2 separate regions of the Mus musculus genome follow, and region 2 is linked to region 1. A link is a loop called in an ENCODE intact Hi-C map of the cell type or tissue named here. Cell type or tissue: gastrocnemius. All regions are shown on one strand. Each heading gives the region's core, and the rest is flanking DNA. Links, peaks and the distances in the headings are about the cores only.

Region 1 (7,572 bases), core at 985-5,984:
TAATCTTACCACTGGGTAGGCAGAGGCAAGCAGATCTGTGAGTTTGAATCCAGCCTGGTCTACATAGGTATTCCAGGCTAGCCAGGGCTATCTACTAAGACCCTGTCTCAAGAACAGGGCTAGAGAGATGGCTGAGAAGTTGATAGCACTGCTGATCTTAGGGGCAATGACCTTAGGGTGATTCCTAGCATCCACATGACTGAGCCTTCTGTATCTCTAGTTCTTGCCTCCTCAGGTACCAGGCATGCATGTGGTACATACAAACAGAACACCAGTACACATAATTTTTTTCTAGTTTTTAATACTGTATCTTTAAACAGTAAAGCAAATCTGCCGAAATACTTTTAAATAGCTATTTTTGGCAGTTTTTTTTCTTGGTTTTACCTATAAAAGTAAAGAGTAAGCATTTAAATCCAATAGTAATGATAGAAGTAAATAAAGATTCTCTTTGAAGGGCAGAACCATGTGTATCACAAGAAAAGCATTCCTGCAGGCTAGAGAGGTGATTCTATGGATAAGAGTGCAAATATGAGGACTTAAGTTCAAATCCCTAGCACCCACATAAAAATCCAGGAATGGTTGTATGTACCTGTAACCCAAGCATGAGACACAGAAACAGAGATAGCAGGATCTCATTTGCCACCCAGTCTTATGGAAACTTCAGGTTCAGTGACAGATGCTGCTTTAAATGAATAAAGAGTTGTAAAGAGGTAGAAAGTGCATGTCCTCTGGCCAGCACAGCACACATGCACTGTGCCTGCACATCCCTGTGAGTGCACTGTTCTCTCCTCCCCACCCCAACACACATACACACACACTCCAGAATAAATTTTAAAAAGAAAAATATACATACAGTCTTAAATATCCAATGGAAAATTGTATCGAGTTGATTTATCAAAATCCTTGCATTCTTACAGAATATAGATATATGGCTTTTCTACATGGGGGTTCTCTGTGTAGCTGCCCTGGCTGTCATGGAGCCGTCTTTGTAGACCAAGCAGGCCTGGGATTCACAAAGATCTACCTACCTCTGTCTTATGTAACACAGGCTGGGCTCATACTCACTAGTGATGACTCAGACCTTCTGACCTTCCTGCTTCCATTTCTCACGTTGAGGACTTGACAGGTGTGTGTTACTACGACACCAGGTGGGTGCAGGGCTGAGGACTGACTCCAAGGCTTTGTACATGCTGGCAAACACTCCATCAGCAGAGCTGTGTTTTGTTCCCTAGGTGTTATTTCTTAAAACACTACATAGGAGAGTCGGTTCTCAACCTTTCTAATGTTGTGACCTTTGAATACAGTTCTTTGAGTTTTGTTGACCTCCAGTCATAAAATTATTTCAGTGCTATGTCATAACTTATTTTGCTACTGTTATGAACCATAATATAAATATCTAATATGCAGGATATCTAATATGTGACTTCCACAAGCACACAAAGTAGTCCTGACCCACAGACTAAGAACTGCTAATTTAGGAGCTTAGAGCCAGTGACTTAGTTAGGGTTTCTACTGCTGTGATGAAACACCATAACTAAAAAGCAATTTGGGGAGGAAAGGTCCATACTGCTATTCATCATAGAAGGAAGTTAAGAACTCAAGCAGGGCAGGAACCTGGGGACAGGAGCTAATGCAGAGACCGTGGAGGGGTACTCCTTACTGGCTTGCTCTCCATGGATTGCTCAATCTGCTTTCTGATAGAACCCAGGACCACCAGCCTAGGAATGGAACCACCCACAGTGGGCTGGGCCTTACATGGAAAATGCCTTACAGCTGGACCTTGTGGAGTCCTCTTCTCCATCAAGGTTCCCTCCTTTCAGATGACTCTAGTTTCTGTGTCTAACATAAGTCTAGCCAGCACAGTCAATCTCCCCTTTTAACTAATAAGCCTTCTTTGTACATATTCTTCTTGCTTTTTCTGGCCTACATACCTTTCCTCCTAGTAAAATGGAAATACTATTTACTTACTATTTAAAACACACACATAATATCAGTAGAATTAAACTTAGAGGATCCTTCTAATTCCTTCATACTCCTCAAAGGATCTTAGTTGTGATATTTGAAAACAAATGATTAATAAATGCATTCCTGGTCTTAAAATTTCCAACAGTAAATCACATTCTTTATTGTATTAGGACTGAAGTGGTAAGGGTATGCAAGACACTATCAGTTAGTATACTTCTTTACAGAACTCCACCCAAGCCAAAGGTTACAAGTACTTCCTATTGTCCCAGTGTATTTCTGGATTGGTTCTGAGTTGTTCAGATACCAAGGAATTGAAGAGCCTTAGGGGAATCTACACCAACTGGACAACACTACAGCGAGAGGAAAAGTAAGAGACTTCTTCAAAGCTAGTGGTGCACATCTTGAGTCCCAGCACTTGGGAGGCAGAGGCAGGCGAATTTCTGAGTTCCAGGCCATCCTGGTCTACAGAGTGAGTTCCAGGACAGCCGGGGCTATACAGAGAAACCCTGTCTCTAACCCCTCCCCCCCAAAAAACCAGAAGTAGCACAAAGAAAGGAAAGACAAAAAAAAAGTACTAATGAGCAGCATGCACTGACAGAGGAAAAAGCATTTGCCCTTGGGGTGGTTTTTTTCTTATTTAATAAAATTATTTTGAGAATTTTATACATGAGTACTATATTTATATCATTTCTACCCTGCCTCCCAACTTCTCCCTTGGTAGTCTCCAAATCTAGAACACGGAACAGGAAAAGATCCTAAGGCCTGAATAGTAGGAACCCCCATCACAGTCTACATAACACGTCCCAGGCCAGCCAGGGCTATAGACAGACTTTCATAAAAACAGACAAACATCACAGAGAACTCAGCTTCGTCTACTCCTTTCCCAGTAGCAAAATCAGAATTTGAACTGAGAATTTTGGGTTTAATTAGAATATAAAACCAGTAAAAACCAGTAGTAAGATTTAAGAATTTAAATTTATAGATGATTGGGCTTCTTCAACTCTCTTCCTTTCTTCTTTCAACTATCTATCCAGGTAGATGCCTGGCCCTGAGAAGTCCTCATCTGTAACATGAACTAGAATGTAAAGGGTTAAATAACCCACATGGCCCTTGTCAGAGGCCTCTTTAGTCAGTGAGCTCAGTATTGTTAGCCAAAAACTACCTAGCAGTCTAGGAAAAAGGCAAGATGTGAGTGTTGATTAAGAGCAAACTGTAAACAAACTGGAGATTAAAAATAAATAGGAAACAGTCTAGCAGAAGAGATATCATATCTAAACAGAATCTGTTGATATTATATTTTTAATATTCCAGGACAGCATGAGTAACGGAGGCTGACTATAGCAAAGCACAACTTGTGTCTAGTTAGATTTACATGTTTACTGGGAAAGTCGCAGCCAGCTTTTAATTGAGACTGTCTCTGAGAGGGTAGACAGAGCAGCACAGCAGTAATGGCCCCCGCAGTCACATCCATCCATTGAAATGAGCTGCCATCTCTGAGGGAAAGCAACTTCTGCAGAAGAGTAAAGGAACAGAAAGTCATGATGGGCAAGTCTGCAGAAACTGCTCACCAAGGGAGTTACAGGGCACCAGCAGCATTCCAATCCCTCGGTGGGAAAGTCCTACTGAATGAGTGTACACTGTCAGTTACTAAAATGGTGTGGGCGCCCTCTAGTGGGACCTCCTCTTAAATGCCATTTAAAAGTCAGATTCTGTAAGGCAGGCTCAAGGGTGAGTATTTAGGAACACTGAGTGAGTGAATGATGGTTTGAGTTACCATCCCTAGGAATGGGATTTGAGTTTTTGAAGTTTTTTGTGATTTTCACCCTTCATAGCAAGCAGTTTGAGTATTTTATATAAAATGTTTAAGCCAAGCATAAGGGTTCATGCCTGTAATCCCCGCACTTTGAAAGCTGATGTAAGAAGATTGCTATGAATTCCTGCATAGTGTGGGCTGCAATATAAGATACCATATTTTAAGACCAAAAAGTATTCAAGCACAAAGAATAACTAGAAGGTGATAATATAGAATTACAATATTTTGACATAGACACATGCATCCTGGCTTACTCTGTTAGTGAGAGCTGTATAGAATTTGAAGTTGAATAGTGAAGTCCTAAGCATAAGGAAATCATTTCCCTGCTGTCAGAGTGCCTTTGGGCTGGATTTAGAACAAGCACCTTAAATTCTCCCCTCCTCTTACGAGCTCTGCACTGGGTGTTGCCCAGACGCTGTAATGACTCTCTCACCAGGCATCTGTGCATGCGGCCCTCCTCACCACAACACTTCTTTCTTTCCTATTTTTCTCTGCTGGAAATCTCACGGGCCTGCTCTGTGCTTTCATGACAGCTGTACTCATTACTCAATACCGCAGTGGTTCCACAGTCGTATGATTCTGTTGGAAACCAAACACTGAACTGTACATTCCTTATAGGGAATAAAACTATCTCATTTTCTTTTATCCAAACCCATTCAAGGCCAGATAAAATACCTGACATACAGTTTGCATTCAATAATCAATTTGATTAATGAAGGAAAATCAGAAAATCTGGAGTTAATAATTAGATATAGATGATAAGAAAAAATTAAATGACCCCAAAGTTTCAAACCCAGAAAACAAAGTCTGAGTAGCACCCTTTTCCCTATTGTTATTGTTCTGGGTTTTGTTTTCAAGACACGGTTTCTGTCCTGGAACTAGCTGTCCTGGAACTAGTTCTGTAGTCCAGGCTGGCCTCAAACTCACCAAGATTGCCCTAGTTCTGCCTCCCAAGTGTTGGCATTAAAGTCATGTGCCACCTCTGCCTGGCTTAGCACCACCATTTTTACAAAAACTAACAAACATAAAAAACAAAGTCCAGGAAAAAGTAGTTGTTTTGCTTTTTCAGTGCTTTGACTTTTCTGTCAGGGTCTATGGAACTATGGTTGGAGGTGAGGAATTCTAGAAAGTCAGAACACGTGACAGAGGGCTTCGTCCCGAAGCTTGTTCTTTAAAAGTCAGAGTTTAAAGCCCCGTGAGGCTTAACTGAATGAGCCTTCTCCCTAATAACACATTTACCTTTATCAGTTAGTTTCACCCCATGGTCTCGGTCTCAAAAACATCCCAGAAGAAAAGTTCACCATCCTGTAATTGACACTCCTTTGACAAAAACCAGAAGCATGGAAGCCATGGTCAGGGGTAACAGTAGTAGGGGACTTGCACAAAGCTTACCCTTTAATTCCCAGCACTGAAAATGAAAAGACAAAGAACATTTGATTCTTAATCTAAATAGCACCCAAGTCAGCCTAAAATTACCAGCCTGTAAGTGTGTAGTCATTGTATGTTCTGAGCACCAGATCTTCCTAACCAGTGTTTCTTTTGTAGGTTGCTAAGTAACCGTCATGACGATGCTGCCAAGTTCATCTGGCTTCTGGCAAAGCCCAGCTGCAGCTATCTAGAACAAGAGGATTTTATCCCTTTACTTCAGGTGATATTTTTTTTTGTACCTTTTAAAAATGGAATTTATTTTTGGAGTATGAAAGGGGGTTTTTTGTTTGTTTCTTTGGCTGGTTGTTTCTGAAATTTTTTGTTTGTTAATAACGGCGTCTTACTGTATAGCCAGTGCTAACATCAAACTCTTAATCCCAAATGCTAGGATTAAGGTATATACCACCATATACCTTATGGTGATTTTTTTTCATTTTAAAGTATATCTATACTTGTAAAGTATAACTATAATTTTTCATTTTAAAGTGTAACTATGCAACTGAGCTACATACATCTAGAAGCCAGATTGTTAAGAATGGTTTTCAAATTGTTTTAGTAGTAAAAAAATCTTGTTAGATGGAATCTAAAACAAAACTCAGTATAAAATGGACAAAGCAGGGCTGTTTCCACTGTATCCAGCCTCCTCCCTAGCCAGTCGCGGTAAGCATGGAGCATCTCAGGAAACTGTAGAATTTAACATCAGCCATCGTTAAGAACCTAGCAGGAACTGATAGTATTTGGAAGAGATAAAATCAGTTTTCTTAATGGAGTGATCCTGGGTGTATCAACAGTTCTCCAGGGCAAACCTCATTGGAAGAGTTTGGAAGAGTTGGCCAACATAAAATGAACTAGGTTGCGAGGGGGGTAGGGGGACCAGGACGGGATGTTTTCTTGTTGTTTGTTTCTAAGAATGAGAAAAACAAAGTTGAGGATCAAAGTTGAGAAAGAATATAATCAAAATAATGTTGTATGGAAATCTTTAAAGAATCTGGTCAGAAACAAGAAAAGGCTATGAAATAATCAGAATAACTGTCACGAACTCTGTAGTCTGGGAGTTCGGTGAATCCTGACTCTTTGGTTTACGCACATATCTAAATGGCTCTCTGATTTCCCACTAAGATCTATTTGTAACAGAAGATTAGAATAGGAAAAAGAGCTGTGCATGATGGTGCTTGCTCGTGCCTGCCTGTAATCCTAGCACTGGAGACAGCAAGAGGATATAACCTACACTATTAAAATACCAAGAGCTGTCTCAAGAAACCAGTGGATGAATGATGAAATAAGAGAATGGAAACTTGAATCAATTATACTGAGGTTTGCAAGGACAGTTGCCACTAGCCCATAAAGGTAGGCAGGAGCACAGTAAAAAGAAAGCATGTGTAGGCGAGAAAAACAAGACACAAAGCCTGCGTATCAGAGCTTTCCAGCCTAGGAATCATTTAAGTTAAGGGCAGTAGGCCTTATTACTACCCCGGATTTCAGGGAGATTAGTGATTTATGCTATCTCCATAGCTCTCTATTTACTCATCCAGGGAACACAATTGTTTGGGACAATTTGCACTGATGGAACCAAATAAATGAAAACAACAGGACACTTCTCATTTTTTCTTTTCTGCTTCAGCAATGTTAAAACCTGTTGTTTTCAAATATGTTTTCTACATGTAGAAAAGATATGTCTCAGATCTTTATGAATAAATCTCAGAACTGTGTGTTTTGAGATGGAGCATTGGCCCAATGGTTAAAAGCAAAGTTGCTCTTGCAGAGAACTCAGATTCTATTACCAACATCCACATGGCAGCTTTACCATCCTCTTGTGGCCTCTGTGTTCACCAGGCATGTGGTGCACAGATAAACATGCAGGCAAAACACTTATATGCATAAAATAAATCCAAATTTTTTTAAAGAAGTTTTTATTTTCTGTCACTTACTTGAGTTTTTTATATTAGCCCTTATTTGCCAGTCTGGAAGAAAATATTAATTTTCCTAAGGTTCCCTCAGCATGGAGCTGTGCCCCAGATCTGAAACTGGGGGTCATTACTGAACTAACAGCAATCCATGGCCAGAAGATCTTTCAAATCCAGAGGTTTTTAGCTTTTTCTGTAAAATGATTCAGTCCCAAAATCTATCCTTTTAAGTGTGTGTTTGTGTGTGCAGATGTGCGTGTCTCCATGTCTGCATGTGTGTTGTATGTATACTCTGTATTCACTGAAGCTTGAGAAAGACATCCTGCCTCAAACACTCCCCACCTTACTTATTCCTTTCAGACAGGATCTCTCATTAAACCTGAGCTCAGCTACTAGCCAGCAAGCTCCACAGATCCTGCTATCTTTGTCACTAATAAGACTGGCAAAGATGTTTAACAAGGA
Region 2 (7,572 bases), core at 1,181-6,180, 220 kb before region 1:
CTATGAACATTGTGAGTGGAGCTCATTCCTTCAAGAAGCTTTGCTGAGAAGAGGGAGGGCTGTGACTGAGGACCAGGCAGGAGCAATGTGAGCTGTAGCAGGATGAGGCTGGGGAAGGCTTAGCACGGGAGACAGCTGTCCATCCTCTTCTATCCTCCCTTCCCTGTCTCCCTCCCATTGGATCCCTTTGTAGACCCAGAGGATAAGAACTGTAGTAAAGTGCTGAGCACAATCTAGAGCCGGGGCAACCAATTTGGTGCCCTTGGAGGGAAGCAACAAAATTCCCACCTGGCAGAAAAGCTCCAGCCACTTTCTTGGTCATTGATCCGTGCTCGAGCACTTCTGTTTGGCCCCCACCTTCACTCCCTGGAGGTCTCACAGAGCTGAACGGTCATAAGTCATTGGCCTAATAGCTTTATTAGGGGGTGGGAGAAGCTTAAGGAAAGCAGAGCTGAGAAGGAGGCAGGCAACGCGGCTGTCATCTCACTTCTATGACCTCCTGGGAACCCACCAGGAAATGCTCAGTCTTCATGGCAGGGGCGATTAACCTTGGACAGGAGTAACTCTGACCATAAACATGTTGCCCGCTTGTTTTCTCCCTTAAAGGCTTTCTAATAAGAACAAGTGTCTCACGGTAACATGTCATCACGGGGCAAATAGAGTCAGGTTGGAGAGAGCGCCTGAAGCCTTCCTGCTCTCAAATCTTTGCCTTGATCAATAAAAGATCACAGCCAAGCCGCTCAGAGCTTAATTATTTACTATTTCTGTGCTTTCGTCTATGAGAAATTTTCTAAAGAAATCCAACTGCCTGCACAGTGCCATATGGAGTCAATACCCTGTACTCTATGAGTGTTAATGAATTAATTAATCAACTAATGGCAGTAAAGGTCTGTGGAGACCACGGATGCTCAGCTCCCGAAGGGAACACTTTTCACTTGTTTTGGCAATAACTTTAAATCATTTGTTCCTAAGAACCCTGAGTAATTTCTTAGCCAAGTGTTCATTAGGTTGCATATATTGTCAGTGCCAATCATGTTGATAACATCTTCCTCTTTTGTTTTTCATGTTACTTCCACTTTTAAAAAGCCAATTTCCAATGATCTGTAGAAATGACAGAGTGAGAGTCAAGGATGGAAGCTCCTCCTCTCAGCCAATCAGCAATCAGTACCTATGGAAGCTCCTCCTCTCAGCCAATCAGCAACCAACACCTTCTTGGGTTAAAGGGTTCCACTGGTAAACCTGCCTGTACCCTTTGAGTGTGCAGTGAAGTCAGGGATGGATTCTAAGATATGAAAGGAAAACAAACATAAGACCAGGTCCGAACGACTGCACCAACTACATGTAATTACTACGGCACGGGTGAGACCTCGATGTAATATTAATCATAACCAAAGACAGGAAGGATAGCCTTAAGATACTCCTCCTAGCAGTAAAGGATGCATAGTAAAAGAGTTGCCAGGCAGCAGGAGGAATTGGGGCTTGCTTTTGAAGAAAGAGAGGGTGCCGAAAGTGCTATCAAAGGAAACTACAAAATCCGGACTAGAGGCTCTTTCTGAGTAAGAGAAGCCACAGCTGCACACTGGTATGATAAAGGCCAGCGGGAGGCTTTAGGCAGCTTGACAGCGTCTACATGCTGTCAACATTTTCAGAGGAAGCGAGGGAGTAGTAACCTGATGGGGAAAGAAGGTTCGATCTCAAGGCAGAGGAAGGAGCTGGGAGGGGTGGATGACATGAGGCATAAAGAAGTTCCTGATGATCTGCACCTAGTGAGCGCTGCCAATCCGGAGGATGAGGACCCATCAGAAATCTCATTGTTTTTAAACCACATTTTATTGAATGTTGACAAAGTTAAATTCTGATCCAAAATGAGATTTGAAAAATTGCAGAGCCCTTTCCTCAACTCTATTTCAATGGTTTGGGCTGTAAAGCAGCAAAATAAAATCAGCTATCCAATAAGATTGCGGGGGGGGGAGGGGAGCGGGGGGGGGGTGCCAAGGCATGCAAACGCCAGGGCTGGGTACAAGTTGTCTAGGAATAACAGTATGGAGTACCAAAGAGTTCCCTCTCCCTCTTCCTCTCCTCCTCCCCCTCCCGCTCCCCCTTCTCCTGCCCTTTCCTCTTCTCCTCCCCTTCCCCTCCCCCTCCCCCTTCCTCCTCCTCCTCCTCCTCCTCCTCCTTCTTCTCTCTCTCTCTCTCTCTCTCTCTCTCTCTCTCTCTCTCTCTCTCTCTCTCTCATGCTTTCTCTCTCCAAAATCTACTGAGAAAAAACATATGGCTGAGATGTGCTCTTGGCATAGCAAACAGAATTAAGAATGCTTTTTGTTAGAAACCTTAATGAAGATGGTAACTGTGACCCATCAAGAGGACAGAGTGAGTGTGAAAACAACCAAATCTGAGGCCAGGGAGGCCTGAGGGTCCTGGTTTTACTATACACATGCTGTGTGCCCTTGAATGAGTTACTCAACATATCTGAGCTCTGGTTTCCTTTGATAGGAAGTTCTTCTGAGAATTAAAACATTGACATAACACAAAGACCAAAATAGAGAGTCTGCTCAGGGCATGCACTGCCAACACTTCGTTAGTACAGTTATTAAAGAACGAGGCAGTAGCACATTGTAGGTTATATAGATTTTTTTTTGTGGGCAACACTTTGAACCCAGCTATTATTGCTTCTGGTGGGAAAAAAGGCACTCTGAGTTCAAGCAATCCACTTAAGAAAAAAAAAAAGATTTATACTCCCAAATTAATTTACAAATTGGGCACTCTTTGTTCTTGTTTTCTAGCATCCTTTAAAGATCTAAGATCAGTTGATGCATTTAAGAACATAAAATGTATTATGTATAACTTGGTTGCTCATAAAATTATCATGTTTGAGATATATAGAGATGCAAGGACTAGGGAAGAAAAGAGATTAAATACATGGGGGTTTATTTTCTTGTTTCTCCAGCTTGAGGAATAAAAAGCAAAAGGTTCTGCGCAATAAAGTTTCTGGAGGTCTTCCCATCCTTAACGTGCAATCTTTGCTCCTTCTCATAGATGTATGATGTCAACCAAAAAAACACCTGCAGGGTCTGACCCTGCCCCCCTCCCTCCCATCAGAGAACCAGGCAGATAGACAAGTGAAGATGGCTTCCATTGTGACAAAGGGCTGCTATTGTGTCCTACAGAACACCCTGGCCTCCATCAATTAAAAAGGCCTAGGGATACTGTTTCATAGGAGGCTTTGAACTGGGGCACACTCCAATCAAATCATACAGGATCCAAGTTCTTCCCATCTGTCGCCCAGCTCCACCATTCAAAGCATATCGCCCCTTGTCTTACTTTTGAACCCTCATGGTGGTAAGATGGATGCAGCAGCTCCAGCCATCTTAGCCTCACACAGCAGTGCAAAAGGGCCTACCTTCTTCTTGTGTCTCTTTAAAAGTTAAAAACCAATCCCAGAAGCCTATGCCATAACAAAGAGACTGTGCTTTTATCTCACTGGCCAAGAATACCATTGTGTGCTTCTTTCTAAAAATAACCACTGGGAAAGGGAGGGGGGCGGAGAAATGTAATTAACATGGCTGATTTGTAATAATGAAGATTTATCTATCGGGACCAAGGTGAACCCCAGTACCTGATAACTGGGTACTTGAACAAAACCAGATCTACTAGGAAACATGGGATATAAAACATGTCCAAGTCACTGTTGAACCTCTCATTGAGACGCAGTCATCAGCCACCATGAAGCAGAGTTGCTGTGGTGACCTACAAAACATCTTGGTTTCAGTGGGTAACAAAACACAGCTATTTCTCTGCTGGACAGTCTTTCACTTACAGACTTGAGAATTCTCAACTCATATAGAGCAAATACCCTTATAGCCTTTTCTATCAAGGCTGTTTATTACTAAGCCAACCTACAAAGCACTGGGACAGTCACCCACAAACATATCTCAGTGTTCCACCTGTCTCTCCCGTACCCCAGGATATTCAGGATATACTCCTTGGAACATCATCCCAAGATGTATAAACCAGGGAGAATCTGGAGTGAGCAAGAATAGTCTATAATGCTGATAGAAGTCAGAAACAAGGGAAACCCTGACCAACCCCTGCAGAGGGCAGTGTCCACCGTTAGAGGAACCTGTGCCATTGATACATTGTTTTTGTGTGTTTGTTGTTTGCTTGTTTTCTTTTGTTCCTTGAGTTTCCCCCCTTAGTCCCCTTCTACTACACTCTTGCTACTATGTTTATACTTAGAAGCAGTGTAAATATTCTAAATTCTCCTGAAGTTTGACGGATTTTGCTTATACATTTTTGATTATTGTCATGTCAGGTTTTTTTCTCTTGATGTTTTTTCTCTTCTGCTCTCTTCTCCTTCCATTTTAGTTGACGTTTTTGTCTCTCTGCAAACATTCTTCTGTCTTTTGCTTGCTGTTCTTTGAATTTTCTTCTAAATGCTTCTTCCTTCCTTCCTTTTCCACACTATCATCCTTCATTCCATTCTACTATTGTTGTTATCCAGGTTGTATCCTTAGGAATTTTTAACTTCATCACTCACCCTATATTATCTTGCTATATTCTACTCTATGGTCTTTGATGGTAACTCACTTGTCTTTAATTAACTTAAAGTATATTTCTGTATCTGTTTTAGTTTGATAGTATTGCTTTTACAATGTTTTGTTACTTGTATACATGATCAATGACTTCAAAACTGATACAAACAATCAGATGAATGAAGAAATACCTAGAGAACAGAGACACTGATGATAAATCAGACAAGAAACAATGTGTACAAGGATTGACAAATAAAAAAGCTAAGACATGAAGAACCCAATAAATTAAATAGTATGCAGTGAAAATATTGCTAATGGACTAAACCAAGCAGAAAAGGCAAGAAAGTTGAAAACAAAGTCAAGGAAATGTTAGGTTCAGACATAAATAAACAAACAAAATCAGAATGTCCACAACTTCTAGGAAATGATCAAGAAATTAAACCTAAGAATCCATGGGGACAAAGAAGGAGCTGAGATATAAGTATGTAAGTAAATAGAAAAACCCTATTTCAGCAAAATTACGGCAGAAAATTTCCAAAATCTTGGCAATGAATGGACACTCAGACACAATTGCTATTTAGAATGCCAAACAGACATGATCAGAAAAGATCTTTTTGCCAATTCACCAGTCAAAATACTGGGTCCACAAAATGAAGAGACAATATTAAGAGCTTCAAGAGAAGACGATAAACTCATAAACAACCCTATCAACATAATACCAAACCACTCAACAGAAACTATTAAAGCCAGGAACACATATAATGTCTACTTCAAGCCCTGAAAATAATTGCCAACCAAGATTACTCGAGTCTGCAAATTTATCCTTTGAAATTGACAGAGAAATAAAGGCATTTCAAGACAAAGACTAGAGTAATTCATTAACACTAATTCAACATTGTAGAAGATCCTTAATCGAATTCTACATAAAGAATAGGGGAAATGTCTCAATATTAAGTGGGGACAAAGGGATACATTTCATGAAAATAGAAATACAAAAATAAACTGAAAAGAATCAATTATGTCCAGCTCAGTAAAGCACAAAATCCTTAATATGAATAGAGAGAAAGATAACAAACAATAATTCGGATGATTAGAAAACAGCCTAAAAATTACAAGAATCAGTAAATCTCTATAAGTCATAACCTTAGCTCTAAGTAGCCTTACCTTTCTAATTAAAAGGACATAGACTGCCTGACTGAATTAAAAACAGCATCCAACTAATTTCTGTCTCCAAGAAACACACTCCGGGGGGTGGGGGGGCTGGCAGAGCAGCTTAGTGAGTAAAGTGCCTGTCACACTAGTGGGAGAATCAGAGTTTGATCCCCAGCGCCACTGTAAAAAGCCAGGTGCGGTAGTACAAACTATTTTCAGGGCCTGGAGTATATCATTATATGTGTTCCTGGCTTTAATAGTTTAGGTTGAGTGGTCTGATGTTATTTTCATAGGTTTGTTTATGAGTTTATGGTCTTTCCTTGGAGCTTTTACTATTGTTTTGTTTCATTTCATGGTCTTAGTAGGCAATGCAATTCCAGAACTGGGTCATCAGACACATGAAGATGCCTTGCCTGGGACTTGTTGGTCAACCAATATATTCAAATCAATGCACTCCAGGTTCAGTGAGATTCTGTCTTTAAAAAAAGGAGAAAAGTGATTGAGGAAAACACCTGGCACTAACTTTTAATCTCTACACATATGCAGATATGTGCATGCACACACACACATGTACATTCACACACAAGCACAAATATGTACACACACAAGCACATACATACACATACGTATAAACACCTTAACTGGAAAAGACATATAAACACTAAAAGTAAAAAGATAGAGGTCAATACATCAAGCAAATGGTAGCTTAAAACAACCTAACAGAACAGTTATTGTGTCTGATAAACTAGACTTCAAGTCATAAAACCCACTAAATATTAATAAAAGGAACAACAAATGAAGAAGATGCAACAATTGTAAATGCATGTGCATCAAACATTAAGAGTCCTAATTCCAGGAAACAAACACTACTGATTATAAAAAAGACAGATAGGTCCTAATGCAATAATAAGCAGAAGGTTTAAGTAACATACCCTCCTCAATAGATAGGTCATGCAGAATAGAAACAACAAAGAAATTCCAGGCTTAGATCGCATCATACATCAACTAAACTAAACAAGAAACAAATATGAAATAGACATTCTTCTAAGAAGCCTATGGAAACTTCTCTAAAATGTGTAACCTTTTACTACAAAAAACAATTCCTAAAAAAAAAAATGCAAAATGATTTTTAAAATTCTATCTTATCATATTATCGTGAAACAAATCTAGAAATCAGTAGTAAAAAAAAACTATTAAAAAGTACACAAATGCATGCATATTGAAAGGTATACTTTTTAAGTTTTTAAAATTTTTTATCTTTAAATATTTATTTTAATTCCTTAAGAATTCCACACAGTTGTTGTGGTCATATTCACCCAAATACTTCTCCTCAACTCTTCTTAGAACCATTTCTACCTCTCTACCCCACAAAATTTTATGTCCTCTTTTTTTTTAATTGCCTATTGACTATAATTTGGGCTGCACATATTTCTGGGTGTAGGGTCATCTACTGGAATATGATCAGCCTACCAGAAGCCATAATCTTAAAAGAAACTGACTCCCTCCCCCCCCCCTCCGGGAGCAACCAACTGTCCATAGCTCCTCAGTTAAGAGTCAGGGTTTATAAACCTTCTCTCATATAGAATATTGATTGGCTCAATCTTGTGCAGGTTTTTACAAGCAAACACAACCGCAGCTACTATGAATTTGTAAATGAAACCCAGAAGACACTGTATTTTCTCCTGTCCTCCCTACTCTCTGACCCCCATCATCTTCCCACACTCTCTTCTGGGTGAACTCTGAATCTTGGAGAGGAGTGGATCATATAGATGCTCCACTTGTGGCCGAGCACTCCGCTGACTCTTGTTCTCGACTCTAGTCATGAATTTCTACATTAATCACCATCGTCTGCACAAAGGAGCTTCTACGGTGAGTCTGAGAACTGCAT

What was found. Hi-C counts contacts between places; a loop is a spot of excess contacts. Peaks named below come from ENCODE experiments on the same cell type or tissue, not always from the same donor. Only the 100,000 strongest peaks of a DNase experiment are listed, where the experiment ranks them.
Region 2: a loop joins it to region 1, with 5 times the contacts of the local background. A loop is called at or near these places in 9 of 42 quality-filtered maps.

What each region holds. Positions count from the first base shown.
Region 1 is chr9:101,178,189-101,185,760 of GRCm38, reverse strand. It overlaps Ppp2r3a (protein phosphatase 2, regulatory subunit B'', alpha), which reads left to right. Exons shown (of 14, transcript NM_001161362.3): 5 at 5,324-5,426. Among named protein-coding and RNA genes, the nearest start is that of Gm24338, 41 kb to the left of the region's middle. In gastrocnemius, for the core only: a CTCF peak has its summit at 3,642 (motif pointing left); DNase peaks (open chromatin) are centred at 3,621 and 5,354; H3K27ac peaks cover 1,586 bases.
Region 2 is chr9:101,395,591-101,403,162 of GRCm38, reverse strand. No RefSeq gene overlaps it. Among named protein-coding and RNA genes, the nearest start is that of Gm24638, 6.3 kb to the right of the region's middle. In gastrocnemius, for the core only: a CTCF peak has its summit at 4,110 (motif pointing right); no DNase peak of the experiment used is centred there.